Regions from separate parts of the Homo sapiens genome. Here region 2 is linked to region 1. Evidence: read pairs that join two places in POLR2A ChIA-PET (ENCODE). Cell type or tissue: PC-3. All regions are shown on one strand. Links, peaks and the distances in the headings refer to the core of each region. The heading gives the core; the rest is flanking DNA. Region 1 has its middle 110 kb from the start of CYYR1. Region 2 has its middle 28 kb from the start of ADAMTS1.

Region 1 (16,007 bases), core at 5,198-13,197:
TCATCTTGAATATTGCAGCTACCTCTGGACAGTCTCTATATCATTGGTATCTCCAACTTCCTTCCCACTCTAGTTCATTTTCTTTCCTACCACAAAGTCATCTCCCTGCTTAAAATTTCCTGTTGTTACTACAATTTTAGGAAGCTGAATTTCTTAGGTTGACACTGAAGCCCCTTCCCAAGTTTGGCTAAGCACTAAGCTTCTCTCCATTTCCAAACCTGGCATCTCCTTGCATTCTTTCTTCTCTGGGTCAAGTGTTCCCATTCCAGAGATGCTTTTCTCTGCTTTTCTGCCTATTCAAACCTAATAGTTGCATTAAAATTCAGCTTTGGGTTTATTCTCTCAAAGTAGCACATGCTGTGTCAATTAATTATAATTTATCTTTACATATCTTTCGTACCATAAGATCTCTATGTTCTTGAAGTCACAGATCATGTGTGGTTGAGTCTTTGTATCAGTTCTTAGCATTAGCCTGATGTGTGGTAGGTAAGAAGTAAAGGACTGTTTAGTGGATGAATGAATGAATGAGTGAGTGGAGTGATAAATTTGTATTTATCAAGATTCCCTTGTGAAAATGATACGTCCTTAATAAAACAGACAACTGATTTAGAGGGTTGAGTCTGTTTTTCTGTACAGTGCTAACCATCATATAACATTAGAAAAAAATAATTCCTTTCCTGCACTTTATTTTTAATTCACCATCCTTTATGGTCTTATTTTTGAAGACACAGTAGGCATGTTTATTGAATAAATAATGAATCAATACCTTCCCATTGTAATATTCAAAAATTCCACATTTGAAGATGAAGTGCTTATAAGCATAGTCAGAACTAATATTTACAGAGAATTTACTATGTGACTGGCATTGCGCTAGAGATTTTATATGGATTATCTCATGTAAACCTCCAACAGCATTTTATACTAGACATCAGTGTTACCCCCATTTTACAGATGAAACAAATGTAACATAGAGAAGTAGTCACTTGTTCAAGGTTAGGTAGCAAGTGGCATACCCAGGTGTTAAAGATAGGCAGTGTCTTGCCAAATACGCAATTCTCAACCATTTTGCTACCTTGTTCTTTGATGGAGGAATGCATTGAGTGGAAACAGTTCTGTCTCCTTTTCTTAGTTGCAGAGTTTGCCCCTGTAAATTACTGTAGTTTCTGGATATGCATGTCATCTGTGAAGCTTATGTAATATACAATCTTCTGCAACCAAAATCATATTGACAAGTTTATATCTCACAATTCATTTAAGTAAGCTTAGTCATTCCTATATCAAATTCTTTATATTGTTTCTCTTTTAATTTTTCTCCAGTTTCTGTTGCTTTTTTTCTGCCAGCCCCAGTTCAGTTAAAACAAAAACAAAACAAAGCAAAAAAAACTACTGGGCAAATACATTAGGACAGAGTTTACTTTGTGTGCATGTGTGTAAGTGTGTGTGTGTATGTCTGTGTGTGTGTAGGAAAATTACATTTTCAGCAATAAGTCAGGAGTTGAATTTAAAGTAATTTGTTCATAACAAACAAATGCTTTCCTATAGCTAACTGAGTGAAATACTTCATTGGTGGAAGAAGAGATTGGCAAGTCTGTGAAGACTAAGACAACCTTTTGCCAACTGAAACACGTTAGTTCTTTTGATCTATAATTCAGTTCCTCTCCTGGCTCAGCAAAACACTTAAGAAGGCTCTAAGACACTTCCATTAGGTGTACTTTATAAGTATGGTCTCAAAGGCGATGAGCCACAAAGAGAAACCATTGAATAATGCCATTCAGTGAGCTGTCTCAACAATATACACAAGCTGGTATGAGCAAATCTGAAATAAACAATAAGATGGTTCACTCTTATGCAACTATATTTTCATAGGATTATTTGTATCTGATTTTCTCTGCAAAGGAAGACATCTAAATTGATATGCTTGCCTTTAAAAGAATAGTTTATAAGTTCCTATTTCACAGGTTAGGAGCATAAGAAAACACATGTTCGGGAAAAACACATGTAATTTCTGCTTAGAATACAAATTTAGATTTGATATAACTCCAAATGTTATAGGAAATCATTGCACAAGAAAGAATGAACTTGTCTTTATCGGACTCTGCAAGGCATTCAATTTCCCCTTAATTTTATGACATGATTACAATAGGAATATATGCCAGACCATTTAAGTGAAAATTGTGAAATATTATGAATCATTAATTTGTAAGCAATTAAGCTGTAGAAATGAAAATGGCAGCTTTTAGCAAGAACTCAAATGATATCCAAGGATCATAAATAAAAGGGAGAAAAACATAAAAGATTTTTATTCACAAAGTGTTAAGGCAATATATAAAGTTCCTTTTAAAAAATTATTTTAACTCTCTAGTTTCTGAGATGTAATTTGAATTAACCCAAATTGATTTTGAGCTACCCTTCCAAATTTTAAAATCTTATACAAGATAAGATGGTATTTGATAGCATTTTAAAATCACTAATTAGCTTTGATGAAAGATTAGTTTGCATAGAAATGTAGCTAAGTTTTTAAGTTGGTTTTTATCCAAATATATTAACTTATAAGCTAGGTAGCTTATTATACTCAAGAAGAAATATTATATTGAGTATGAAACAAATGTAGAGTGTCTTCAGTAAGCTTTCTCATTTTTATGTCTACAAATTCATGCAATGTTAAAAAATTAACGTGGCAAAAACTTTTTAGCAAAGCATGCTGAAGAGTGTGAAGCAGGCTTAACATGCACTGGTTACGAGCTTGTATGAGTCTGGTGAGATAGAACACCCATGCACACAAGTTACATGAGGCAGATTTATTACCTATTGATATGGTTTGGCTGTGTCCCCACCCAAATCTCAACTTGAATTCTATCTCCCGGAATTCCCACATGCTGTGGGAGGGTCCCAGGAGGAGGTAATTGAATCACGGGGGCCAGTCTTTCCCGTGCTATTTTCATGATGCTTAATAAGTCTCCCGAGATCTGATGGGCTTATCAGGGGTTTTTGTTTTTGCTTCTTCCTCATTCTCTCTGGCAGCAGGCACCTAAGGAGTACCTTTCACCCTCTGCCGTGATTGTGAGACGTTCACCAGCCACGTGAAACTGCAAGTCCTTTCTTTTGTAAATTGCCCAGTCTCGGGTATGTCTTTATCAGCAGCGTGAAGACGGACTAATACACTTATAGATAGGCAGAAGCTTAGGATTCACTATGAGCTGGTCCCCCAAGAGGAAGGAAAGCTGCCCCAGGGCTGATAAAGTCTTGACTATGAGTGCCCTACTTGCAGCACAGCTGAAAGATTGCAGAAAGCAGCCCGCCACTCTGTTGCCCAGGCTGGAGTGCAGTGGCGTGATCTCGGCTCACTGCAACCTCCGCTTCCTGGGTTCAAGCACTTCTCCTGCCTCAGCCTCCCAAGTAGCTGGGATTACAGGCGCCCACCAACATGCCCAGGTAATTTTTGTATTTTTAGTACAGACGGGGTTTCACCATGCTGGCCAGGCTGGTCTCAAACTCCTGATCTCAGGTGATCCGCCCATCTTGGCCTCCCAAAGTGCTGGGATTACAGGCGTGAGGCACCCCGCCCGGCAGCCTACTCTGGGTTTTAAACCCCAGGGCATATGACTTGCTGGGCTAAAGCATTGAAATACATCCTGTTTTTAGGTGGGAACTGAAACAGAGGCCACACTGTTCTGGCCAGTCCCTCCCTATCTCAGAATGTTACATTTCTAGCACATTCTACTTTTATGCTTTAGAAGTTCAAGTGAGAAAGTGGGGAAAACTGGGTTAGTCCAAGTCCACCCAGAAAAGTGTCCTGCAAAAAGCATAATACTATGCTAAGTGGATCTTTTGTTGTTTTATTTACAAATTGTCCTAACTACCTAATGGAACCAGTCATGGTGCTCTTGAATAAATGAGGTTTTTAATCCCAGCTGTATAACAAATGGTAGAGTCCGAAAATATGTCACTATGCTTTATCACAAAATTATTCTATTCCACCAGTGTCACTATTGAGAAATAAGTTTCTAATTCTTCTCAAGAATAAGATTCCAACTATTCCCAGAAGAAGCAACTGATATGCTTCATATACAAGCCATGTGGGACTGGCTTTATGATGACTGGGGTATTTTCCCACTGAATATGCCTGTTACCCAGGTCATAATAAATGTTGGGGTTAAAAGGGCGCCTTTTCCACGGGCATCCCAAGTGACATTACTCCTGCAGAATCATACAGCTGTTTGAGAAGCCTTATCAAATTTGCTATCCTTCATGGGTCTTACAGATGCTTAATAAAACATTAAGGTAATTAACAACAAAAAAAATTGGAAAGGTAAAAGGGACTCAAAGGACTAGCCCCTGAAGGGTGGTGAAAATCTTTCGACGGTTATTAAGAAATGAAATAAATACAATGAAAATTTATGGGGTTAAAACAAAGGTCTTAACAACACTATTAATGGTTGGGTGAACCAAAGGGAAACCCTGCTGGTCTCCCAACATTAAAGGGCCCACACCAGTTTTCTGCATTTGCCCCAGACTGGGGAAATTTACGGAAAACTAAAAGGCAAAGATTATAATGAGAAAGCTGACATTGCCTGGGGCAACAATAAGGCAAATTATGACAAACGTTGACAAAAAGGCCTGAGTGCCTTGGATCCACTCTCTGATAGGAACCTAAATTCTCTTTCACCAGAAAAGCTAAAATGGTCTGGGGGTAGGGAATAAAAGTTCCTGTGACCAGAATATAAGAATGTAAATGTTGATCGGATTATGAAATTTGAGAGGTTTAAACAGGCTTTATGTAAGGTAGTTGTGACTTTTTTGCCTAAATGTTTTATAAAAATGAGTATTGTATCTGAATGGGGGATGTTTCCTCTAGTTCAATAAAACTGAGGATGTAAAAGAAAAGGAAAGATTACACTATTGTGAACACATGCAATATGAATACATATCACTCCTTTGAATACCTCTAAAAACCTTAAATGTTTTAATGTTCTAGATGAAATGTTACCAGTAAAATATGCAAGTAGTTCCAAAAGTTGTTTTATCAACCACAGTTTATGAAAGTGGCTCATTAGAAAGGTAATAAATAAGTCATTTTTATTTAATATACCATGGATTTGAGGACAAATAAGCAGGGAAATGATTTTTTTCTTAAGAAAAAATTGTGTGTTTTTCCAAAAGAAAATAATAGTAAAGACAACATGGTCAAGAGTCATTTTTTAAAGTGGAGGAGAATTTTTTACAAAGAATAATGCTGAGATTGAAGAGGTCCTAAGCAAGTATAATCTTCCATTTTTTAATAGAATGGATGACATTGGGTCTTGAAGTTACTGAAATCTTTACAAATATCTTCAGCTGTGGACAAGCCAAAAACCTCAACAAACGCAGCTATATCCTAGAGCTGATACATTCCTATCCAGAATCCTTGAGACGCCCTCAGTGTCTCTGACAAGCCTTCCTAATTTCCCACTACTTGCAGTAGTCCTAGCCCCTGCACTTATCAAGGCTATCATACAAAGAAGAGAAAGTATAATATGATTTAAAGAATCTTTATAAGTTTTACTGAACTCAGGGTGCCCAGGAGATTCAACGGTACCATAATTTACTCTGTGCAAGACTAACCTTCAACAAAGGAACAAACAAAAAGTTTCAGTCATTTTATACATGAGTCCTGCCCAAAAGTTCAGATTCTTCATTCTCTTCTCAAATCTTTTTTCATATCCCTCCCTCCTCCAGGCAAAAATATACATGTGTGCTGTCATAAGTTGGAGAAACAGATATCCTTTCTGATACTCCATGCTGTAGAACACTGTCAATTGACTAATTTCGGATGCAGAAATTCCCCACCCTACTTTAAACACAAATAATGCCTTAAAGATTTTATGTTGATTGGGTGCAGTGGCTCACGCCTGTAATCCCAGCTGTTTGGGAGGCTCAGGCAGGAGGATCACTTGAGTTCAGGAGTTCGGGGCCAACCTGGCTAACATGGTGAAACCCCCTCTCTACTAAAAATACAAAAATTATCCAGGCGTGATGGCATGTACCTATAATTCCAGCTGCTCGGCAGGGGTGCTGAGGTGAGAATCACTTGAACCGGGGAGGCAGAAGCTGCAATGAGCTGAGATCATGCCATTGCACTCCAGCCTGGGCAACAGGGCAAGACTCTGTCTCAAAAAAATAAATTAATTAATTAAATAAATACATAAATAAGATTTTATGTTAGCTAAATTTTGCTCACAAGCTAGGAAAAGTAGATTTATATCAAAGGACAATGAAATCATGTAGATAACAAAATTGGAAGTATGATAGAGTTAGTCTAAAGCAATTCACTAATAATAAAGGAATAAACAAACTGTATGATGTAAAAGTAGCTTCATATAGATTCCTACTTAGGCGTGACATAAAGAGGGAAATAAGATGATAGCTTCAAATATTTTTGGATCTTAAACATAATTCAATCTACTTCCCACAATGTTAATATTATTCCTCCAATGCTTAAACTCCCTTACCATTTACTCCTAATTAAACTTTTTCTTTTTTATTACTCTTCAACTGCTCACTCATTAATTACCACAATCTACTTCCATAACCATCTCTCAGGAGAACATTGGCATGAGCCCACCTGCTTTTTGCTACATTAGCATTGCTGATAATGCAACTTTCTGATATTTTCTGAAGCTTAGTATAAGACATTTCTTTAAGCTATGTTTGGAATTATCTTACCTTGGTCAATGTGGAAGGGAAACAAGGATTACATGAATTGTATGCTCTGAATTTGATAAGACAGCTAAAGTGGTGACGTCATACTGTGCACAGCCTATCTCGAAAGTATTTCAGTTCCTAGTATTAATTTTATCTTCAATCAAATTAAAGCCATTGATAGCACACATGAACATGCACGCGTGCGCAAACATGCACACACACAAACACACACCAAAAATGAGTATCTTTTATGAATGAAAAGGACGATGAAATACAAAGCCCTGCTTTATTAGGACCACTGAAGAGCAGATTCTACATCTACATTAAAGGACTTAAAGGATGCTTCACTTTTTCCATATTTAGAGTTTGTTTTTCAGGATTCAATATTATCTGCCCAATATCCATTTTTTTTCCTCCCTCATTGTAATCGTAGAATCCCTGGGGTCCCTCCTCACTCCTACTGCCCCATCTAGCAACTACAATTCCCAGCCTTCCTTGCATCTGGTTGTGGTCACGTGGCTAATGGGGCATGAGAGGAAGTGACATGTGCACCTGCGAATCACTTCTTTGGAAAGGAAGCTGCTTACTTTCACTTCACATTCTGAAGTCAGGAAGAAGTAACAATTTAGGAGCTACTTATACTCAGAGATGAAATCTAGAGCCTCCTACCTGCCCTAGATATTCTGCCCAACACTGGACCAAATATGCAAGAGAAATACATTTATATCTTATTTAAGCCACTATAGTTTTGCAGCTTAGCTAAACCTGCACCTTAAATAATAAATATATCAAGCAGCAAAGAAACCTGTTTAACTATTAATAACCTTATGCAACCAAAACTTACGATGATAGAAATATAAGTTCTACTAAAAAACTAGTGTTCCAACCGCAGTGATCTAAGAAATGAGGAAGGGATAAACTGTAGCTTAGAATTTGTATATTTTCAAATATAATATGCTAAGGTTATCATTCAATTGTGTTGTTTATTCTATCCAGATTTTTAAATGGGCATATTTGTATTATTGTTTTCCTTTTTTTGATCTATTTTAATTTAATTGATATTATATATAACATTATATATATCTTATAGATAACATATATATAATAGAGTAACATATGTCTGTTATAAAGCATAACAAGATAATGAACACTCATGAGGCTTTTATCCAAGCAGATAACTAGAACCTTACTAATAACTTGCATCTACTATGTTTGTCCAAGTTGGTTGAATTTGGAAAACACAGATTCATCCAATACTTCTTTCACCAACCCAGTGGTTCTTAAGATCCTAATTTTAGAAAACAAATCAAGAGCATATTAGTATCACTTGTAAATCACACATGGAAATTAACCATAATACAGAGTTTGAAGCTAGTTATGAACCTTTCAGCATTCTAAGCTTTGTATTTCTTATCTTTAAACACTGTATGAATTCCTCCATCATAGACCTACAGCAGATTTTATATGAGATATTGCAGGTGGAGGACCACTTCTTAGAGCCCTCCTTTAGTGGGCATGTAGTCGTTGACTGGAAAAGAAGAAAATTGGAAAGAAAGAGGGGGGATTGCTGATAGTGGAAAAGAGGTAAAGACTTCCCAGCACAGTCAAAGTAGAGGGAATGTTGAGTGAAATGACCAGGGCTTCCTCAGGCATTCTTGTCCGTGAGTGAGTGAGCAGCTGAGTGTTGGGTGAGGGGCTGGTAAAGACAGAATATACTATCCTGTCATCTTTTACTCTACTATAATAAAATGTGATTAACTATCCTGATGCATATGAAATGCTTAGAATAGTGCTGGATACATAGGCAGCCTTATGTACACGTTTGCTAAAGCTGCTATGCTTGGGCAAGAATGTAGAGAAGCTACTCTGTCATACATACACGTTATTCCTTTAGATAAGGGACATTAACATGTAAAGTTCTCTCTTCATGTATTTACATTGAGTCATTAGAATTTAAGCCACTGGAATGTACGTATAGTAATTTACATTCTAGTGACTCAGTTTAAATAAAGGGTGAATATTACTTATTATGTTTACCAAGTTTGGAGTTTGTTGATGTATCCTCAGTGCCTCTGTGATCATGTCTCACACATAGTAGATGCTCGATCATATTTACTGAATAAATTTCTAAGAAATCAAAATTTCCCAAAAATTTACCCTATTAAAATCATGCAAGTTGCTCTCTCTTCTGAAATGATAAATGTATCAGTAGGCAGGAAGACAGCAGATTGCTAAATAAATTATTGTGAATCAGAATCTGTTGAATTTGAATAATGATCCCCAAATCTTGTTGCTGAACAGAATTATCTGAAAGAAATTCATAAATACAAATTTCTGGGGCCAACATTGGAGTCTCAATCAGCAGATACATATTTTTGTTTGTCTGTTTTACTTAGTTGAAGTCAAATTTTATTTGCAATTTAGTAATCTGCCATATAAATCATACCATAAATGACTGTTAAAATACCAATTTCACAAGCATACTTTTTCATGAATAAATAATACTCCATTGAATGAATGTCATAAATTACATCACTTTTTATTTTCATTGAACACAGGTTGCTTACATTCTTCCCATCACAGTAATATGTTTAAAAGTATTTGTATTTAAATGTTTAAAAATGTTTGTGTATTTAAAGATGTATTTGTTGACAAGAGGTAAATAGAAATTTTTAACAGTATGTTGTTGCTGAGGTATTTTCACTTGTTTTTTTTTCCCCAAGGTTTTTTCCAGCTTTATCAATATGTACTTCCCCATTTGTAAACTATCCAAGCAACTTCTAAGACCTGGCAGCAACTCCCTGGCACAATATGATGCAAGGAACACTCCCAGAGGAGAGAATGAAGCAAGTCACCTAAGCCTCCTGGGGATACATTTCATAAAATATTAGATCATGTCTTAGAAAAAAGATCAAGGGTGGCCCAGATCTTTGCTTTCCCTCGAGTGGCTTACGAGCTACAACTTTACCTCTGACTTGTCTATATATACACCCAAAAAAAATTCTGTTCTGGTTTTGCTTTCAAAACGTCTCAGGTTTTCCATTATTTTCCAAAATATGCTGGTTACCCAAATGTAGGACCTCAACTTCCTACTTTGAGTACTGAGGGATAGAATTCCTTAAAACAGTCTTGATTGATCTCTAGACTTACAAACTTCTTCCCCAGACAATCTATCCTGCTGCTAATGTTAAATTTTCAAAAAGGCAAAATTATGATTCTTGTTCAAATATGAAATGAACAAGGATTAAAGTGAGGGAATTAATGGCTGAGACAATCAGTAAGATGTTAAAAGCAGTTCAAGAGAGAACAGAATATATACATATAAATGTATATGTATGGGTATATGTGTGTGTGCTGTGTATATAAAATCAGGAATGCTGAACTGCAGTTGCTAGTAAATGCAAAACTGGTTAATGTCATATAATACAATAAAATGTAAACTTTGGGCTCATCTTTTCTACAGAGAAGGAACCAATTTTTTCTCAAACAATCAAAATTTATTTGCATAGTCACAAATTTTCTACAACCTAACTTCTACCTCTACTCAGCTGCAATATAGCTCAGTCAACAGAAAAACAATCTAAGGTGCGCCTTTCTATACAACCAGATAAACTCATCATTTCACTGAAAAGACACCCAGTAATCACTACTTCACCCATCATCTCTTATAATTACTCTTTACTGCTGTTTCAGCTTTTATAATACAGCCAATGTCATGATCTTCCCTCTGCATCCACATTAATCATTCCAGAATATACCCTCCACTCAACATAGGTCAATTTTTGCCACTTCCTGCACACTTCATAATTTTTCTTCCTGCGCTATCCCAAACTTTCTTCAAAATAATTCAGCCAACCTGTGTGGTAGATGCTTGACAGATAATATGAAGAGATATATTTTCTACCTTCAGGGAATTTACAGTCTAAAATGATCTTTCTCTTTTTCCTCCATGTATTTGCCTCCTCTTGATCAGTCAGTACTCACTATTCACTCTACTCTTGCAAAAAGACTTCTCCAAGTGCACCAGTCAACACTGACTCCTTTTCAATAACTGTGTGACAAATGGATGTGGCATGTGGGCTTTGAGTCCTTGATCAGTTTACAAAAGCATTTAGGACAAAGGTTGTATTTTAGCCTTTTATTTCAAGTAACTTCTACATCTATTACTTTTTGTGTTAAAACTGATAACTGTTACTTTAGATGCAAGGATTGTGTCTAGGGACTCAATGACTTCTGCAATCTTCATGATGAAATGTTTCTGGACCACTTTTGCTATCAAACTTTCTTGATGTAGTTAATTGAGCTTATCTCAATGTATGATTCACAAAGCTTTGATTTCAGACTGACAGCTGTCACATAAATATAGACTCAAATGAGCATAAATTTGCAGGTGCTGATCTATAAAAACATCTGTACTGTGAAGCAAATCACTTATAAAACCTCAACGGAAAAAAAAATTGGAAGAGGAGGTAGGAGTAGTCATAATCCTGGTATTTGATAAAGAGACTACTATCCTTTTAATTCCTTAATTTACTAAAAGCTTCTTACTATACTGATAATCTCATTTTCTGCTACTAAGAATGAGTAGGTAAAAATTATGCATCTCTATGAGGCTGTACATTTCAAAAAAAGAGTAGGAGAAAGTACACTCCCACAGGTTAAAATATTAGCATAAAGCAATTTCACATCCTTGGTTATATTATTATGGGTTTCTACTTGTAACAGTCACACAAAAGAGCCCTCATAAACTGGATCCTGAGTAGTTCAAATATTTTACAATGAAAATAAAATATATGATCTGAATGCAAAATCAAATGACCAACTACCCTTGCACTTTTATGTTGATACCTGTATCATCTTGTTAATAACTTCTGAAAATGAACTTGGTCCAAGCTCTAGTAAGAAAGCTATTTTAAATTAAAATCTCTTTCTCTGTTGTAAAAGTTTCATATTAGGTATGTGCATCACATTACTTTCTAACAGAAACACAATAGTAAGCCAAGTAAAGTCAAATTGCTCGCCACATCAGTTAAAGGTAGATAGATTAGAAATAAAATGATAGTGAATTTGCACTTAGAACTGAATGGACTGGATAATCATCTAATGGCTGCATTATAGTGAGGAAGGGCTTCATTTCCATCTGTTCTTAGAAGCTGATCAGCTTGACTAGATGCTATAAAGGATGAGTCACAGGGCCTGCAGGAAACATAGAACATGTACTCCGAATAAACTTTTTAAAAAATTATCTTCCACTCGCCTTTAATCTCAGCACTTTGGGAGGCCGAGTTCGGCGGATCACGAGGTCAGGAGATCGAGACCATCCTGGCTAACACGGTGAAACCGCGTCTCTACTAAAAATACAAAAAAATAGCCGGGCGTGGTGGCGGGCGCCTGTAGTCCCAGCTACTCGGGAGGCTGAGGCAGGAGAATGGCGTGAACCCAGGAGGCCGAGCTTGCAGTGAGCCGAGATCGCGCCACTGCACTCCAGCCTGGGTGACAGAGCGAGACTCCATCTCAAAAAAAAAAAAAAAAAAAATTATCTTCCTCTCTTCCTAAGATCTCTTCCTCCCACTTTTTGTTTTTATTGTGAGGACTGAAAACAAAGCAAAAAAAAAAAAATACAACTTGAAGTAATAAAAATTAAAGTTATTTTATTTTCTGCCATTTGTTTTGAAGTCACAGACATCTACATTAGTAGCACTTTAACTTCTTATTAAAATGACCAAGCAATGCTTTGGAGCATGTTTCTGAGAGTAAAATACAATTACAGCTGCTAAAAACAATAAAATCAAAGACGTTATGACTGTTTGATTTAAGTGATGAAAGCATTGGAAGATTCAACACCAAGAAGATAAATAAAATGGTTATCTATTTTCTGTAAGAGTAGAATTCCAAGACTCTGGATGACAAAAACAACATGGAGTTGGAAGAACATATCCTGCTAGAAAAATAATTAATATTATATTAGCAGAATTATTGTCTAAAGTGTATTCAGGAGCCGATAGTAAGCTATCATTACAAAATTTACTTCAAATGAAGAACTAATTATTTTAAACTTGATACTAAACTATTTGTTTTCTCAAAATACTTCAGTTGGAGAAATTGCTTAGGTAACTATTAAAAATTTAATATGTACTATATATTTTGCAAACCATATTCTATCACGGTGTCCTTTGTAATACACACATAAATTACAAATTAATAAATTAACAAGTTTTGGTTCTCAGCGATGGTCATATATTCCATGAATGTTTATTTCTTTTTATGGCTACTTATGAGTTTCACGCTTCACGGAAAATAATGCAGTAATATCTACACACCCCTTTTGTCTACTTAATAGAATTCCAGAACTGGTGACCGGGAAACATTTTTAAAGCATCCAGGTAATTCCGATGTACATAGTATAAGATTATACTTTAATAAAGAGTGTTTTAAATAATAATGAATTCATGGAAGCTAGCATTAATCTTTTTTAAAAAATTCACATTTTGGTATAAGCATGGTGACGCTTATTTGTCAGGTATCTATTGTAATTGAAGGGACAGTGATGTAATTTATCAAATAGAGTAGATAACATAATATTTGATAATTGATTCCCATATATGGTATTCACTTTCCTAATTTTGCTTAATTCAAGACAACTTTAAAGTGAAGTCCAGCCACATTCTGGGTAGCATATAAGAAAAGATGTCCTAAAGATATGCAGAATTGTTGAGAAGAGATCCAATGATGGTTCTCTATTATAACCTTTCCAAATGTGATAGATTATTACAATATTTTAAAATGTGGGAGTAGGGCTCTTGGCCTTGATATTGGACAACGACATATTGAGTGCAATTTTCCAAGTGGTAAAAAGATTCCAAATGACAATGGAAGGACATACAAATGATCTTAAAATTAACTGAAACTGCAACCAGATACACTTGATCCACTCTCCAACCATAAGAATGCAACAACAACATCAACAAAAAATAGTGATTGGACATGGAGGAGCAAAATGCTTGGTGCACGTGACAATGTCTTGGACAAACAACTGTTAAGTTACACCCCTACCTTTCTGTAAAAACTATCAAAATTATGTATCTTCAAAAACAGTTCTAAGACCAGAAGTTTTTGTTTGCAGTGGAAACTGTTCACCCCTTACTTTTTCAAACAAATCTTTTCTTCCATTTGAAATTTTTCTAGGCATCAAATAGACACTGCTAATGTGCCTTAAAAAAAAAAAAACAGAATTTTAAAGAAGTAGTGCATGGAACAGTAAGATCAGCTTATGAAACGTGCATCATTGGGGTTGGTTTTTAATCTTAGATCTCTTTTCTCCTCATTGGGCACATGCCACTTTCATTAACATTCAGGGAGTTGCATAGATGCATTAAGGAAAAGAAAGTTCCTTCAGAGTAATGAGGCCAGAAGAGTATGACAACATCATCGTTTCTCCCTCTTGCTGCGCATTTACATTCAATACTGCTCTGCTACCCCTAATACGCCTTCTCAGCCTTTATATTCTAAACACAGATGAATAAAGTCATTCTTTGCTATTTCATAACCACTGCTACTGTAATTTTACAGATAGCTAAACACACTGGAATGTGTATTTTTGTAACTAGAGGAATGATTCAAATGATTTTCTTTAACATCTGCTAACTTCCATGACTGAAAATTTATTGAATTCTGCCTGTAAATTTGCTAGGGGCTATTAAAGAGCTAACAGAAGAAGCTCCCTGCTGTGTTGTGCGCACAATTTAAAGAAACAAAGCAAATGATAAAATAAGCATTTGTGTAGTTTTTATAGTTTATAAATTACTTTCAGAAGCCTTATGTAAATCAATTCTCAAAACTACCTTCAGTGCTATGTATGGATTAGCTTAAATGTATAGAAGTCTTTAAGTTACTCAGGGCCACAGAGTTCGGGGAGTAACACAACACCTCGAGCTAGGTTCACATTTGCTTCCCTACACCATTGCTCATGCCATACACAAAGTTAATGTGACCATTGACCCAAAGTAAGAAACTGAGACAAAATAAATATAGGTAAAGGTAAAGAGTTTATTTGGGCTAGGGCTGAGGACTGCAGCTCAGGAAGCACTTTTAAGTTATCTTGGGAAGTACTCCCATGAACAAAACAGAGTCTTGAGTTCTTAAAGAAAAAAGGACGAATCAGTAGGGAGGCAATTACAAAATCTGTTTCTCAGGAATTCTTGTTGGTTTACAGAGATAACATTGATTAGTGATTGGCTATGTACTGTGGAACTATGAGTTATTGTGTCCAGCGTATGGCAGTTTTAGGTTAATTTATAGCTACTGATGGTGATACTGAGTCTAGAGTCTATACAGCAGGTGGCTTCTAGATGATTACCTACCTTAGGTGGGATGCCTGTGGGGCAGGGGCTGACATTCCTCAGATAAAAAGTTTCTTTTCTTTCTCATGCCTTTTTGATAGTTGCCTGTATGTTGTTCCATATTTGGAAAGATTAGATTGCCATCCCTTTGAGGGCAACAATAAAAGCTTTTCTTAATCTATTTGCATAGTTTTCTAATAGTTGATAGAGTTTGAGCTGAGTCTTACTGGGAACAGATAATAACAGATAATAAAATCTATTTTGAACATGAAAGCAGAAATTAAGGAGGGAATGAGAAAGAGAACAAAACAAAGACACATTTCACTTAAAGGAACATGAAAGACTGCAGGGAAGATAAAAATCTGGATGTGACTCTGCATGAAATCAAGTTACCTGAAGTGGCTTAAAGAGGGTAATGTTTGCCCTTTCTTTCCTTTCTTTCTTTCTTTCGAGATGGAGGCTAGCTCTGTCACCCAGGCTGGAGTGCAGTGGTGCCATCTCGGCCCACTGCAACCTCTGTCTCTCGAGTTCATGCGATTCTCTTGCCTCAGGCTCCCGAGTAGCTGGGACTACAGGTGTGCACCACCACGCCCAGCTAGTATTTTTAGTACAGACGGGGTTTCACCATGTTGGCCAGGCTGGTCTCGAACTCCTGACCTCAGGTGATCCTCCTGCCTCAGCCTCCCAAATTGCTAGGATTACTGGCGTGAGCCACTGCGCCAGCCAATGTTTGCCATTTCTAAATCATAATGCAGGGAACAATGGTGTTCTCTTTGTAGGTGTGGTTGAGTGTTAAAGCAAAAGGAAGAACCATGGCTCAAAGCAAAAAACTTACCAAATCCTCTGTATATCTGAACTGAAGCCAAAATTATTGAGGCAGAAATTGAGAAATACAATTTGGCTATTGAGAAGAAAAAAAAAAGGCAAACACTAAACCTAAAGTAAAGAACAGAGAGGCAAGCTAGAGAGAGAGAGAGAGAATCAATT
Region 2 (16,007 bases), core at 4,316-12,315, 130 kb before region 1:
ATAAACTGAGTATCCCTTTGTGTGTCACATTATGATATTAAGTCCTTTCACATTAACTCCTTTCGTTCTGAAGCAATGTAGGGTGCAACAGTAGCCAAACGTGAGAATTGAGGAAAAGGCTGGGCTCAAGCCCCACAACAATAGTCCTATGTATTCAAGATTATCTGTGGAACAAAAGAATCCACCAAAAGCTAAGGGTGAAAGAATAAACTACGATTTTAATTGTAGGCATACATATAAAGAGTAGAGCCAAGATGAGATGATGATAGTCCTCTTTATGACAGAAGTTCTGTAGAAATAACTTTCAAAATCTCTTCAATTATCCTTTTCAACTCTCTTCATTTTTCTTATGGAAACTGGTATGGTTTGGCTCTGTGTTCCCACCCAACTATCTTGTTGAATTGTAATCCTCCAGTGTTGGAGGTGGGGCCTGGTGGGAGGTGATTGGATAATGGGGGTCGTTTCTTTTTCTTTTCTTTTTTTTTTTTTTTTTTTTTCAGACGGAGTCTCACTCTGTCTCCCAGGCTGGAGTGCAGTGGCGCGATCTCAGCTCACTGCAAGCTCCGCCTCCCGGGTTCACGCCATTCTCCTGCCTCAGCCTCCCGAGTAGCTGGGTAGCTGGGACTATAGGTGCTCGTCACCATATCGGGCTAATTTTTTTGTATTCTTAGTAGAGACGGGGTTTCACTGTGTTAGCCAGGATGGTCTTGGTCTCCTGACCTCGTGATCCGCCCGCCTCGGCCTCCCAAAGTGCTGGGATTACAGGCGTGAGCCACCACGCCCGGCCGATGGGGGTGGTTTCTAATGGTTTAACACCACTGCTCTAGTGCTGTCTCATGATAAGAGTTCTGCGATATCAGGTTGTTTAAAAGTGTGTAGCACCTCTCCTTTCGCTCTCTCTTCCGCCTGCTCCAGCCATATAGGACAGGCCAACTTTCCCTCCACGTTCCACCAGGATTCTTGAGACTTCCCTAACGGTGCTTCCTATACAGCCTGTGGAATTGTGAGTCGATTAAACCGCTTTTCTTCATAAATTACCCAGTCTCAGGTAGTTCTTGATAGCAATGTGAAGATGGACTAATACAGAAACTGTCAGTGGGGCAGAGAAAGTTTTTCCCTTAGCAGTAGAAGAAAAGAATATCCAATAAGTACTGACATCATATAACATATTAAAATGGTACACTGGCCTATTGATGCAGTGGTGTTTATTACCTTGAACAAAAACACATCCATGGAAAGATCCTATCCTCTCATAACTAGGGTAGATATTTCTAAATTGTATCTTGTTTCAAAAACTAAAGCTAGATACTGAAGTAACATAATACAAAGTCTAGAATTTTCTTTAAAAATTTCAAGCAAAAATAGAAAATGTGAAGATAGATGAAACTAGATGAACAAAATGATAATAATTGTTAAAGCTGAGTGATAGAGATGCATACTTCGTTCTCTACTTTTGTATAATTAGACTTTTTTCTACAATAAAAGGTTAAAAATAAACTGAGAAGTTATGTTTCTTTTGTCTAATTTACAAATCAATATCGGTATTTGAAGCAATTTAAAATATGACATATATTAGTGTTCTTTTCTACTCTTGCTTTTTTGAGGAGTATAAATGTATTTAAAGTACTCACACTTAAAAATACAGAAACACTCTCTAAACAGGGTTCAGTACAGAGTGCAGGAGGAAATCATTATGTGGTAATTAAAGTAAGAATCAGGAAGGAAAGAAGGAAGGAAGGAAGAAATATTTATGCTCCGCAGCAATGTAAAATATAGGGCAATTAAGTGGATTCTCTATTGTAATAGGTTGTGAATTTATCACTTTTCCTACAGAGGCAAGATTTAAACATTATCATAGGATACAAAAAAATTCAATATTTTATATTAAAGTCTCCTAGAACTCCAATTTTCTACCAACAGGAAGAAAATTACGTAGAGAATGAAAACGAAAAACCACTTTTTGCTTGCAGGTACTCAGGATTTAATCTTAAGGACAAAAGATAAATGTATTATGACTACCTGAAGCACATATCAAGGGAATTTTTTTTGAGGAAAGAAATGCTGAGTGAAGAGAAGGGAATTAATATGAAGACCATCAGAGAGATTCTTGGCTCTCAAACTTGAAGGAAGTAGAGTCCATTGATAAAGCAGGAAGAGGTCATATTTGGTATATTAGTTCATTCTCATGCTGCTATGAAAAAAATACCCAAGACTGGGTAATTTATAAAGAAGAGAGGTTTAATTGACTCACAGTTCTGCATGGCTGGGGAGGCCTCAAGAAACTTATAATCATGGTGGAAGGCACCTCTTCACAGAGCGGCAGGAGAAAGAATGAGTGCCAGCAGGGAAATGCCAGACACTTATAAAACCATCAGATCTCATGAGAACTCACTCACTATCATGAGAACAGCATGGAGGAAACCTCCTCTATGATCCAATCACTTCCCACTAGGGCCCTCCCACAACACATGGCGATTATCTTGAATTGTAGTAATTCAAGATGAGATTTGGGTGGGGACACAGGCAGACCATATCATTTGGCAACCTTGAATTTGTAGATGAGGGAGCTCAGCTGAAAGATTAAGTAAATAGTTAAATCTCCAAGATATTTGGTTTCCATCTGAAGCTCTTCACCATATGTATCAGATCAGTTATGTGCACAGTTTCATTTTTTTCTTTAAAGTGGGCTAAGAATTTATCAGACCCCTGCTGTATCTTTCATAAAAGCAGAGAAATGCACCAAATAAAGAACACAAATACTGACCGACTTCTGGCGGTGCTGGCATTACAATATTGCTCTGGCTTTTCATTAATTTCAAGTTGGTTTATTCAGTTCTGCATGTTCCAGAGCCTTTCACCTTCAGTGTTTTCACCAAACTTATTAACAGGAGTAGAATCAACAGGTTTGGCTATATCTCTTCTCTTCCCAGAGTATGCCAGAGGTAATAATAAAAACTAACTTCATTTCAAAGGATACTTCAGGGGAAAGAAAAGAAAAGCAGGGGTGTACATCATCTTTTGGTTTGATAAACTAATTCCAAATAAATGGAAGTTGGCTGGAGACCTTCATTTGAAACAATAAGGATACATATTCTCAAAGGCTAGCCCAAGCCTATGGACAGGATCCTTTGCTATTAAAGACCCACAGAGATGATGATATCTAGTTATCAAACTGCAGCATACTCTGGAATATGCTCTATAATACAAGGTCAATTTCTTTTAGAAGTTAGATATTAGTTAAACCTTGTGGTTTTCTAATTAAAATGTCCTGATGACTTCCTTTGACAGTAGTGATAACAGAATATTCTCATATAGACCTTCAGCATAACTTTTAAATTTGGCCTTCAAATGTAATATACAACAGTACAAGATTGCTAAAAAAAATGCAGAATATCCTGTTTATCTTTGCTCTCTAGTCTCCTTTTTCTTTTCTTAAAACAAAGGACTTGGGTTATCTACCTAAGGTCATCATAGCACTGTATTTTTTTTTCTTTAACATCCATATGCATGTGAGCCATTTAAAAGATTAAAATGTAAACAAAACTAAATACTTAGAAAAGCTTTTGATCCTCTGCATTTGTAAACATTTCTAAGAAACCTCACTTGGGACTCTCCTAGATATTGCAGGCATGGTTGAAGCAGTAAAATTCAGTTCTTAGCATGACTGGGAGAAAGGAAAGAGCATCATTTTACAAGTGAAAAAGAAGGCATTATTAACAGTCCAAAATTAGAGAACTGAACACTTTTCTGAGCAATTTTCCTATCCACAAACTGTGGGACCATATAATTAGTTATTTTATCAGACTTGACTTTATCAATAGCCACACACAAAAAGGTACAATTTAAAATGTGAATAAATGTGAATGTTTGTTGATTATAGAGCATCAATAAAAGTAAAGTTGCTTTAGATTGCTGGATATTATACTTATTTATATTTTGAACCCCCAAAATATAAGAATGAATACTGGTAAAACAAATGCTTACTTTTAAGCAATATTTTGACAAAGACTTCTGAAGAATCAAATTGTAGACCCCAAAGGTTTTATGTAGCAAGAGGAGTCAATTATACTTTAATAGCATATCTTTAAGAAAAACATCCCTTGCAAAGAAGATAGAATCAGTTTTAGTAGTATACTTGCCCTTTATCACTTTGAACAAATAAAAAAAGATGTTTAACTAAGGCTGCCTTTTTTTGAAATATAACCCTTCAAGTAGTATATGTCAAGAAAAAAAGAAAGGAAGAAACAAAGGAAGGAAAACAACTTAACATTTTCTCAAGAAAATTATAATAAGAAAGATAAATATGCAGAGTGGGCAATTAGATTATTCATTCCATTGATATAACAAGAATGAGTAAGAATCAGTAAATATCGCTGGGCTACTAGTTTGTATAGGGAACTGTCCTAGGGCCTGAATAAGAGCCCACAAGAAAAAAAAAGGAGAGAAAATAAAGGAGAGAAAGGAAGGATGCAGAAAGGAAGGAAGAGAGAAAGGAAAGAGGATGGAAAGAAAGGAAGATAAAATGGGTAGAAAAAAAAATCATTCTTGCCTTTAGTCTTATAGTATAGCTGGAGAAATAAAATGTATACAAAAGAAAAAATAACAATACAAGAAAGTGAGTCCAGTGAATTGCATCAATAACATGAGCTCAGGAATACAGAAGCAAGGGATCACTTCAGGTCAAGGGGTCAAGGAAGGAGTAGAGACATAACATGATACTTTGAGTTGAAAGGAATGAAAACAGGCGGGAGATGTGTTCCAGATATTGGAGAAGAAATAACAGAGACAAAAATGTCTGATCCATGTGATCCGTTCTTGCTCAGCCACTCATACAGATGAGTGGCGTGTGTAGGTAATACCACCAGGTATGCTGGGTGGACAGGAAACCCTTCCGGCATGGAGCAAAAAATAAAGACACAGATGGATGCCTTCTGTTTTGCTAGCTTCATCCCTGTTCACTCAATGAGATAGGTCAACTTAATTTTCCAAAAGATTGTCTACAGAAATTATTGACTATTTGGATTTATGAATTTTTAAAAATTAAATCCAAGTTACAGAGGCAAGTGATGATAAACTTGTCCAGATTTGAATATCTAAATTGACCACACCCTCACCCCAAGTCAAATCACTTTGGACTACAAGTCATGAACCCAGAGCAGGCAATTGCTCCAGAGGCTCTGAAGCTCCTCCTTGGAACTGTCCTCAGAGCCAATTTAGAGAAACAATCTGCCCCATTGCCGCCCAGGCATGTTTCACTTTTTTGACCAAAAATGGCATCACCCAGATTAGAGACCCACCTTAGTCATGGTATTTGGCTGCAAGGGACTTTGGTTGCATCCAAAACAAAATCCTCCTTCAAAAAGAGATTTGCCACCACAGGAGATAGTCAAAGAATGAGCTGCAGGCTCTGACGTTAATTCCAAGGTATCCATTTCAGAAATATTTAAGGTATGACAGCATTCTTAGGAAAGTTGTATGTACTTCCCAAATGACAACCTTAAAAGGGACAGAGTGCTTTTGCATTTGGGTTTTGGTTTCTCTCTTGAAAAAGATTCAGTCATATTGAGATGTTGTTGACATAGCAACTGAACATGCAAAATTTGAATCAGGCTGCTTGGATTCGAATCCTAGCTCCTCCATTTACTTGCCTTACTCTTAATTTGCCTTACCTTGATTTTCCATCTATAAAATGGGAATGATGAAAATAGTAATGTACTTCATTCAGTTGGTATAATTATCCCACTCATAATACCTGCAAAGTGTTTAAACTAGTACCTGACACATAGTAAGCACTCCTAATCCTAATATGGTAGTAGATATTAATGTAACAGTTTAGATTGGGGCAGTTTTTCTAAGGACAAATTCATATGAAGACAGCAAAGTACTTAATGGTGTACATACTGTATTCTGTTGGCAAATAACTTTGACATCAGCCCTGTTATTTGTTATGTAAGACTGTCTCTGCCATGTTTGATTGTACTTTTCTTCAAAGAACCATCTGCATTTCTGGACAACACTCTCCATACGGACTGGTGTATTTCAACTTGAAATCAAAATTTGCCATAAGATGCATTTTTGGTTCTACCAAATGAATATAACTATACAGGCAGAGAGAGTGCAGAGAAAATGCATAATATACATGCATATCACTATATCTGTGCTAGGAGGACACGGGTGTAACTTATAATAATTATAGTTTATGATAACTATCGTATGTCTGATTAAAACCACAAAGAGCCCAGAGTCCCTTAAATCTATGCATAAAGTCATACTTCTCCCCTCCCCAACTAGTGCTCCTTAAGCTCTTCATAGTAAACCCACAATCTCCTCAAAATCTTAGTTCATAATGAGACAATGGGTCTTTGTTTAGTTTGCTTTGTCTGCCATTTCAGTTTCCCAGCATGAAGCCCTTGCTATGCTTTCATGGCTACACTTTAGCACATTAAAAATGAATGGGCAAACATTTCTTCAATCCTTTCTGCTTACAGTCTTTTAAGTTTGAAGTCCGGGATCTTTTATAAACTAAGTATATGACCTTGAGCAAGTCATTTAATATTTCTAGGTCTGTTATTTCTTCAACAAGGTAAGATAATTGAGTTATTTTAATTTTACGGTCGAAGATCCTTTTCCTTTTCTCATATCTCTTCTCACTGGATAATACCTTGGAAAGCCAAAAGCCATGTGTAATTCATTATATCCTGGTATTGGACTTTAAGTCACAGAGATGTGCACGAAGGCAGATATCACACCGTGATAGCCAAGGCAATTTCCTTTAAAACATTATTTTTTTTTCAATTTAAACCCATTATACTGTCATTTTAATTGTTTACTAAAAAAAGAAATATATTTGGTTTAAATTGCCTTTATTTAGCACAGAATCACTTGAAGGCTTTCACTTTGAACTCTATCATTTTCATGTGCTAAGGCCTCCAGGAGACACACATTCCCTGTAAAAGTGTTCACCCGGATTTTATACTCTTGTGCTGTGTCTCTGTAAGTGGGTTTTATGTTTCTTAATAATAACGCCACATCTTTTTCTTTTATAGCTCTCCCTCCTGTCGAGTTCCTAGAATTGTAGTCTAGACATAGTAGAAACTCAATAAAAGTTTTACTCATTGACAAACATCTGGGCTTTCTGCAAAGAACAACCATGGCTTAAACATTTACTAGTTACCATGGCTCAAGTAGCTGTAGAGGGGAATTTATGCCCTTGCTGCTACTGAGGTTGACATGTCTGTACTTACAAATTTCTCTGGGAACTGGTAAATTACCTTTTTGCATTTCTGATTCATCTTTTATAAAAATGAGGAGCTACCTTAAAAGATTACTCTAAACTGAGTGAGATATTATATATAAAACTTCCGGCACACGGGGTAAATAAACATATTACTGAGATATTAATACCTGGAGCACATGGCTGACTATAGTCATTTTCTAGCTGATTCAATGCTCTCAACCCTGCCCTGATTTAGGGACACACAACTCAGTTACCTTAGAAGGTATTTTGGTAAAAAGAATGGATCTGAGTTCAACTGGCCTTCAGAAGCTTCTAGAAGCTGACAAGTTTATCAGCCCCAACAAAAGCTTAGGCAAGCTAGGGTGAATTATGGCCTGGACAGTATTCCAAAAGTAACAAGCAACAAGTAATGTGAGTGGTGCATTCCATCATAAAGTAAAAAAACCTGTTTTCCTAAAGTACTGAATTAAGAGGAAAAAATAGATAAATATATATTTTACATGTAAAATAGTATATATAATAGACATAAATATCTATTTTATATAAATATATAACTATTTACAATGTATATATTTTCTCTATTTTATATACAATACATATAATATGTATTACATAATATATACAATAATATACAGTATTTTATATATAATTATATATACTTATACACACTTATATATAAGTATATGATATATCATTTATAATATATAACAATATATTTATATATACATATATGTTATTTATAATATACTATATAAAAATATATTTATATATATTACTATATATTAAAAATATTTATATATTATAGCGAGTATATATAGTAATACACAATAGAATAAATTTTTATATAATTTAATTTTAACATAATTATATAATATAGAATATATTACATAATTATATATTATAAAACAAAATTACATAATTTTGTATTACTATATTATTATAACATAATTATATTAATTATATAACGTATTAAATTTTATAATTATTTAGTATATAATTATATTTTTATTATAACATTAAATAATAAAATTATTAAAATATAATTTTATTATATATTTTCTATTTTATGTTAAAAATAGAAACTATATAAAAATATATATATTCATATATATATTTCTATTAAATGTAACTAATTCCTAACTTCATGAAAATGTTTTTGGATGAATTTTATTTTTATTATAATTAATGAGAGTTTTTTGATGGGGTGATGGCTCTCCTAGATGACCAAGGTTCTAAACACTACTTATACTGTCTAAGTTCTTGAAGCAAAAATTTCATGTTCTCCATTTCCTTGGTTCACATTTCAGAATAAATTAGAAAATAAGTAGCATACACTTTTGATTAATAAGTTTAATGATGGAAAGTCAGAGCTTCTAAAAATAACAATTATGACCATATAATTTTTATTATGTTATTTTATTACACATATATAAAATTATGGTCATAATAAAGAGCAAGCTTATAGGTGGTTTAAAAAAAGTTCACAAGAAATGACCCCAAATAAATTTCCCATTTTTTTTAATATAAAGAAACATGGTTATTTATATTTGCTTGTGTGTATAAAAAGTATTGGGAGTTTTTAAAAGATGTTTTTAAATGATGGTCCTTGTTTTAAAGGGAAATGTACAATAAAGTTTTAAACCTTGGAAAAAGAAAGGTACTAGAGTTTGTTTTTATTTATAATGAATTTTAAAAGGTATTGTTATTCCTATGGTGGTTGTTCCTTTTGGCAATACTGCTATAAGATCATCCACAATAGCAGTGCAGCATTTTAGCTTTGTCTGAAAAAATACATTTGTGTGTGTGTGTGTGTGTGTGTGTGTGTGTGTATATATATATATATATATGCTTGTGTGTGTATGTATGTATATACACACATATATACATATGTATATATGTACGTACACATTTATGGGTGTACATATATACATATGCATGTATATATACACAGAAACATATACACAGACACACACATACACACACACACACAAATATATACACACACACACACACACACACACACACACACAAAATATCAATTGAGACCTCTAGTGGAGCTAAGTGGGAACTGTCCCACTAACTGCTTGCATGTTTTAACTTCATCAAACAATAATAAATTCCTTCCTAGAAAATGTAGGGGTTTTGGTAATTTTAAAAGCCTGCCTATTTACCTTTCATACATGTATTAACTTTTCCTTATATTTTATATCAAATACTTAATAATTAAAATGATTATATACAAAATTTAAAAAACAGTTGCTATGACTACAAATGCTTTAAGACTCATACCGTTCGAAGTGTGAAAATTGTAACAGCGTTTGGGTAGAAAGCTCTTTTATTCCCTGGTGAAATGACTTGCTGTGATTTTGTACGCTGGAGATGGAATGCACATTGGGAGTCTGGTATCCTGTTAACGATGATGATGCAGAGACTAAAAATACTTGACATTTGTATGTTGTTTGACATACTGGGAAATGAAAGCAATGTTGAAGTACTGTATTACTGTCCCAATCCCAAATAAAATGGCAAATGCTGCAATGTACTCCCAGTAATAGGAGACCAGCTTGAAAATGAGAAATGGCTAAAGGAAGGCTCTACAAAATATTAATAATGGGACTGTGAACAGAAAATGGTCTATACAGATTTTAACAGCTGCATGTGAGCTAGCTGAAGAAATAACTAGCTCAAATGTTTTTTCATGTACTTTAATTTTTGGTTTTACTTATTTGCACTGTACAAAGAAAACCAAATTCAGTTTGTAAAGAAAGTCCCTGAAGTATCATTTATAGATAACTCTGACTGGAGATTATCCAAGAGAACATGAGACTTTTCAGCTTGGTAAACACAGTGTTCAAATGAAACAGCTCTGAATTTAAGTAGAAAAAATGCTCAAAAGATAAGGTTTTGACATCATTAATATGCCAGTAATTCAAATGAGGTAATATTGTTTCCAAGTCACACATAAACATAAAGTCAAAAACACTTACCTAACACATATACATTGACTACAAACCCAAGGTAAAGTTCAGAAACACATGGGACTAACCTTACACTGAACAAGATCCCAGTATGTTTGTATTAATTCATTTTTTAAAAAATGTTTACTCATTATCTCTCTATATAGTTTTTTGTTTTGTTTGTTTGTTTGTTTTGACAGGGTCTCGCTGTGCTGCCAAGACTGGCATGCTTTGGCATGATCTCGGCTCACTGCATCCTCAAGCTTTCAGGCTCAAACTATCCTCCTGCCTCAGCCTCCCAAGTAGCTGGGACTACAGGTGCACATACACCTGACTTTTTTTTTTTTTTTTGGAGAGACGGAGTTTCACCATTTTGTCCAGGTTGGTCTTGAACTCTGGACTCATGCTATCCCCCAACTTCAGCCTCCCAAAGTGCTGGGATTACAGTTGTGAGCCACTGTACTCGGCCTAGATAGAGTTTTTGATTTACTTTTGAGGGAAGGGTGAGACAAATCAAAGAGTGTATGTCTGTACGTTTACATTTACCTTTGGGAAGTCAAATTCCCATATTAAATTACTGAACAACAAGAGGTGGTATTATATGCTTTCCTAACAACATGAAGAGTTGCAGATAAAACAGGCAATAGAGTAAACATAGAGTACTGTAGACCAGGATGCTTGAGAAATCTGTGCAGGAAAAGGAATTTAAACTATGATCTAAACAATGGGTGGGATTGGGATAGGCTGAGAATGGCATTCCTCCAAGTATGGCAGAAATTGGAGCAAAATCTTAGAGGTAGAAAGAAGCTTAGGACAGAGCTTTAGTTCAGGGAAATTATGAAAAAAAAAATGGTAAAGCAATGGCCCATTAAATCATTTTGGACTTCAGACAAAATGGACATAACTGTAAGTAATAAAGATTCCATAAAAAACCGATGGCTACAACGGACAGTGCTGGTGATGGCAGGAAGGAAATTAACTCTAAATTGAAGTTTCAGATACTGCCAAAGTATTTACTTGGTGATTGGTGAACACTGACTTGCCTCGAGTGCTATAATAGATGGCATTGATAATAGGTAGGATATTACCAAATAAATCTTGACCCAAGCTTTAAGGAAAATGTAATCCAACTGTCAAGGCAAAACTTGTGCTAAAAAATATTTGGAAACACACAAAAATAATTTATGAGTAAACTGAAATCTGCTTAATGACTAAGATAAATGAGAATTTAGCCAATAATAACCCAAATCAAATGAGGTTACAAAATTTAAGCTTTGTATAACACTCCTCCACTTTTTTTTTTTTTTAAAGAAGTGCATTATCATGATGGTTAATTTTATGCGAAACTTGGCTACACCATAGTACCAATATACTTGGTCAAACACTTGTGGATGTTGCTGTGAAGGTAATTTTAGATGCGATTAACATTTAAATCAGACTTTAAGTAAAGCAGATTATCCTCCATTACATGGGTGGGCCTCATCCGATTAGTTGAGGGTCTTAAGAAAAAGACTTAACCTCCCTGAGGAAGAGGGATTTCTGCCTGTAGACTGCCTCTGGACTCAACTGCAACATCGGCTTTCCCTTGAGTCTCCAACCTGATGTCCTATCGTGCAAATATGGGACTTGCCAGGCCCCACAAATATGTGAACTAATCCTTAAGATAAATTTATCTCAGGCTTTCTCTCTCTCTCTGCCTCCACACACACATACACACCCTATTGATTCTGTTTCTGTGGAGAACCCTGAGTAGTCCACAATTGTGAACGAGATTGTTAGAGAGAATGTTGCGATAGATAAAAGCAGCAAACAAATCCTCACATGTGGGAAACTTCGTGGGTTTTGTTGGATTTTTTTGTTTTGGCTTCTTTCCCTCAGAATGGAAAATTTATTTCAAAGCACTTTCAGAAATGAAGTTAATTAGAGGTGAAAACCAGTGAGACAAAGGTTTTTGACTCTAATGCTTTAATGAAGGTAGTGGTGGATTGGCCTAGAGTCAAACAACGCATACTAAGCACTGACATAATATGGATGAAGTGCAACCATTAGGAAAACAGTACATTTACATAATTTTTAATGTCACTAAATAATACATTCCCCAGTAGGCTGCTCCTCCTCCAAATTGTTTTCAATCAAGGTGTTTCCTTAAAGAATTCCTTAAAAATTTATTTTCAAATTTCAACATCAACATATCATATGATCCAGAAATTCACTTCTGGATATATTCCAGAAAGAATTGAAAGCAAAGACTCGAACAGATATTTGTACACCCATGTTCACAGCAGCATTATTCATAACAGCCAAAAGGTGGAAACAACCCAAATATTCATCAATGGATGAATAAACAAAAAGTCGTATATAGGATATTATTCAGCCACAAAAAGAAATAAAATTCTGACATATGCTACAACATCCTCAAGACATTAGGCTAAGTGAAATGAGGCAGACAGACAAAGGTCAAATATTGTCTGATTTTACATTTGAGGTATCAAGAAGAGTCAAATTCATAGAGATAAAAAGTGGAATTCGGGTTACCAAAGTCAGGGAGAAGGAGGGAATATGGAGTTATTATTTAATGGATACAGAGTCTCTATTCGGTGTGATGACAAAGACTTGGAGATGAATGATGGTGATGGTTCCACTTCAAGGTGAATGTAGTTAATGTCACTTAAAAATAATTAAAATGGTAAATTTTATATTATGTATATTTTACCACATTAAAGAAAATCCCTCTTTTCTGGACAGGCAAGTCAGCCTGAAAAGAGGGCACCGAGGAAAATTTATAAAGAGAAAGATCATTAGATTGAGGCTGATATTGGAAGGAGATAAAGAAATCTGGCTGAATGTAAACTTAAGGGTCTCAAGACAATGATAGCATCTATATTCCTGTGCCAGGAACAATCAGATGAGCCAAAGTATACATTGTAGTGAGTAGCATAAACTCTTCAGAGGATACACCCCCACACAAAATACACAAAATTTTCCATCTAAACTTTTACTTATGAATAACAGTGGTGATTGCAAACAATCCTTCTAGATTTGCTTTTGAAATGACCATATGATTATAATTGAAAAACATTTACTGATCTCTATCTGAACCCAGAAAAGGCATGAGCTATATGGGTTTCTCATTTGTCTACTTTTCTCAGAGCGTATGAATACATTTACTATATTGTAGTCATTTTCTAAAACTTCCTTGCTAGAGTTTTAATTTATTAGATATATTCAAAATGCAAATTTTCAGAGCCACCAGTTATAACAAGACATGTTGGCTATCTAATGCAATATCAGTCAGTTGCTTTCAACACAAATTTCAGGTTCTTATGATGATATCTTTTGTTTTGGTTTGGTTTTTTGGTTGTGAAGCTTGGGAGATTTAGTGGAGGTAAATCATCGATTATAATCCAAGGGACATACTTTGCATTTTTAGCAACAAAAACTATTTCCATTCCTATCAAATTTCTATGAGTTCACTTCTACCTCTACAGAGTTGTAAAAAAGCCTAGTCAAAAATGAAGGCACACATCCCCATAGCACCACATAATCTCCAAAGGCTCTTGCATTTCATTGAAAGGATATTTAATAATCTCCTTTATCCATTGCAAAATCTTCCACAATCTTGCTCAAGTCTCAAAGCACAGTTACTATTGATTTAGCCAAAAGTGCCCATCTTGGTTTTCTACTATTTTAGTGGTTAAAATGGTAAGATTATAAAATCATATTGAAGGAATAGAAGAAAGGCGACAAGGTGTAAATCGGCTGATAGCTTATCTCTGTATCCTCTTAATCTCAACTTCCTTGTTTGTATATAGGCTGACATTGACTTTCCTGACATATTCTTTATTTCAGGCCAAGACAGCATTTTAGAAAATGTATGCCCACTACAGCACAGTCCAATATATGCAGTGATAAGATGAGAATTCCAACAGATTAACTCACAGATGGTTGTTAGGCTATATAGATGATCTTATCTCCAACCCTGCCCAGAAACAAACAGGAGACCATTGTGGAGCTCCCAACTCAGCTGTTCGGGACTTAAGATGAACTCTGCAGCAGCCAAGTCCTACATAAACAGGCCTTTCTGGGTGGTCATCCTGGCAGTGTGAAGTATGATTCATTGAAGTGGAGAGTATTCGAGATGACAGAGGCACAGATGACCCCTACAAGGTTCAAATTAGAGAGAGTCCAGGAGCAATAATGAATCCAAAGAGAAACTGAAGCTATTATTTTGTCCAAAGTCAAACTACTCTCTCAGCAGGGAGCACAGCACTTTCTCAACCCATCTCTTCCTTTTGCCCATCAACAAACTCTTCTTTATTTTATTATGCTTGACACCAAACCAGATTTTCTCATTCAAATCTCTGTTATATTCAGTCTCCATGGCCAGAATTAGCATGCAGTGTTTGTCTTATTTATTCTTGACTCTTTCACTGGGAACTAAAATATTTGGATTACATTACCCATGACAATGAGAGTTCTGATGGCAAAAACATGATCACATTCAGTTGCCAAGCAAATCAGATATGATTTTGCATGCCAAGCATAAAAATTTGCTAAAGTGTTGGTATTTTTAAGTTTTCCTCATACATTTACTTTTTAAAAAATTTCATCTTATCCTCATAAGAAGCCCTAAGATAATTAAAGCAGGTATTATCATCATATTTAATTTAAAAGATGAAGCTGACTCACAGCAAATTCAAATTTATTTTTCTTATACAGGATTGTGGTGATGACTACTTGGGCAAAAATCACATACGCACATCATAGGGGCTAGAGGTACGTTCAGACACCAAACCTTTCTCACAATTTATATGAATAATGAGTGCCGAGCATAGCCTGGGAGAATAGTCAGCCAGATGTTTTCAACACAAATTTCACATTCTTGCAATGCTTTATTTCGTTTGATTTGTTTTTTTGGTGTGTAGTTTGGGAGTTTTCATGGGGGTGGCTTTGACCTTGAACACAAAGGTAAGTGAAAATTAAGGGTAATTTCTACAGCATAAAACAGCAATGACGAATTGGTTGATTTCCACCATATTTTATCTTTATTCAGAGCCTATAAAAGGAAGACTAGTCTGTGAACATCTGTAGAACACATGTGAAGAGTGAAGAAAATCCTTTTATTCCTAATATTTCTCACAGAAAATTCCTTATGACCTATGCAAAACATCATTATTAGAAACTATCAATTTAAATGTAGTAACAACTACTAGATCTAGTAAATATTTCTTGTTGACCTGTCTCAAATTTTGTCATCATGAGACACATGAGCAAAAATAAAATCAGGTGTCTTTATTACTCATCAACTTTATATCATTGTATGAGCAAGCGACTTTCAGTACCTTGAACGCTGAAACATCAGGTGAAGGAATGCTTCCGCTTCTATGTGTGTTTTAAACTTGTTAGGACATGAAAGTGCTTAAAAGTAAGTTTGTTTTCCAAATTTAAAAAAATAAATTTAACCATGTAATACATCCAGTGGAAAAAAAAATGTATACAAAGTTTTTTTTTTTTTTTTACTTTTGACTTTTGCACGAAGTGGGCCTTTTCAACAGGGTTGTAGGTAGCAATGATCAGTTCCTAAATGGCCATGGCTGAAACAACACCGTCCTTAGAGCAAGGCTGATGACAAATTAATTCCAAGAACTTTTTACATCACTTGAAAAATGTACTGTTGGAACATTCCTCTATGTTTTAAAATCTGGAGATTAGTGAATCTTTTAAAGATAGATTTGGAAAGGCAAAGCAAGCTCATGAAGACATCATCATATAGGTGAATTCAAGCAAGCTTTGTTTCAGTGTAGACAACGTAT

Evidence for each region. Peaks named below come from ENCODE experiments on the same cell type or tissue, not always from the same donor. Only the 100,000 strongest peaks of a DNase experiment are listed, where the experiment ranks them.
Region 2: POLR2A ChIA-PET joins it to region 1 with 5 read pairs; 2 of 35 experiments call an interaction of 5 or more read pairs at or near these places.

Annotation. Positions count from the first base shown.
Region 1 is chr21:26,677,677-26,693,683 of GRCh38, reverse strand. No RefSeq gene overlaps it. Among named protein-coding and RNA genes, the nearest start is that of CYYR1, 110 kb to the right of the region's middle. In PC-3, for the core only: no CTCF peak of the experiment used is centred there; DNase peaks (open chromatin) are centred at 7,223 and 8,673; H3K27ac peaks cover 815 bases.
Region 2 is chr21:26,809,476-26,825,482 of GRCh38, reverse strand. No RefSeq gene overlaps it. Among named protein-coding and RNA genes, the nearest start is that of ADAMTS1, 28 kb to the left of the region's middle. RefSeq lists an enhancer at 6,096-6,717. In PC-3, for the core only: a CTCF peak has its summit at 9,281; a DNase peak (open chromatin) is centred at 9,282.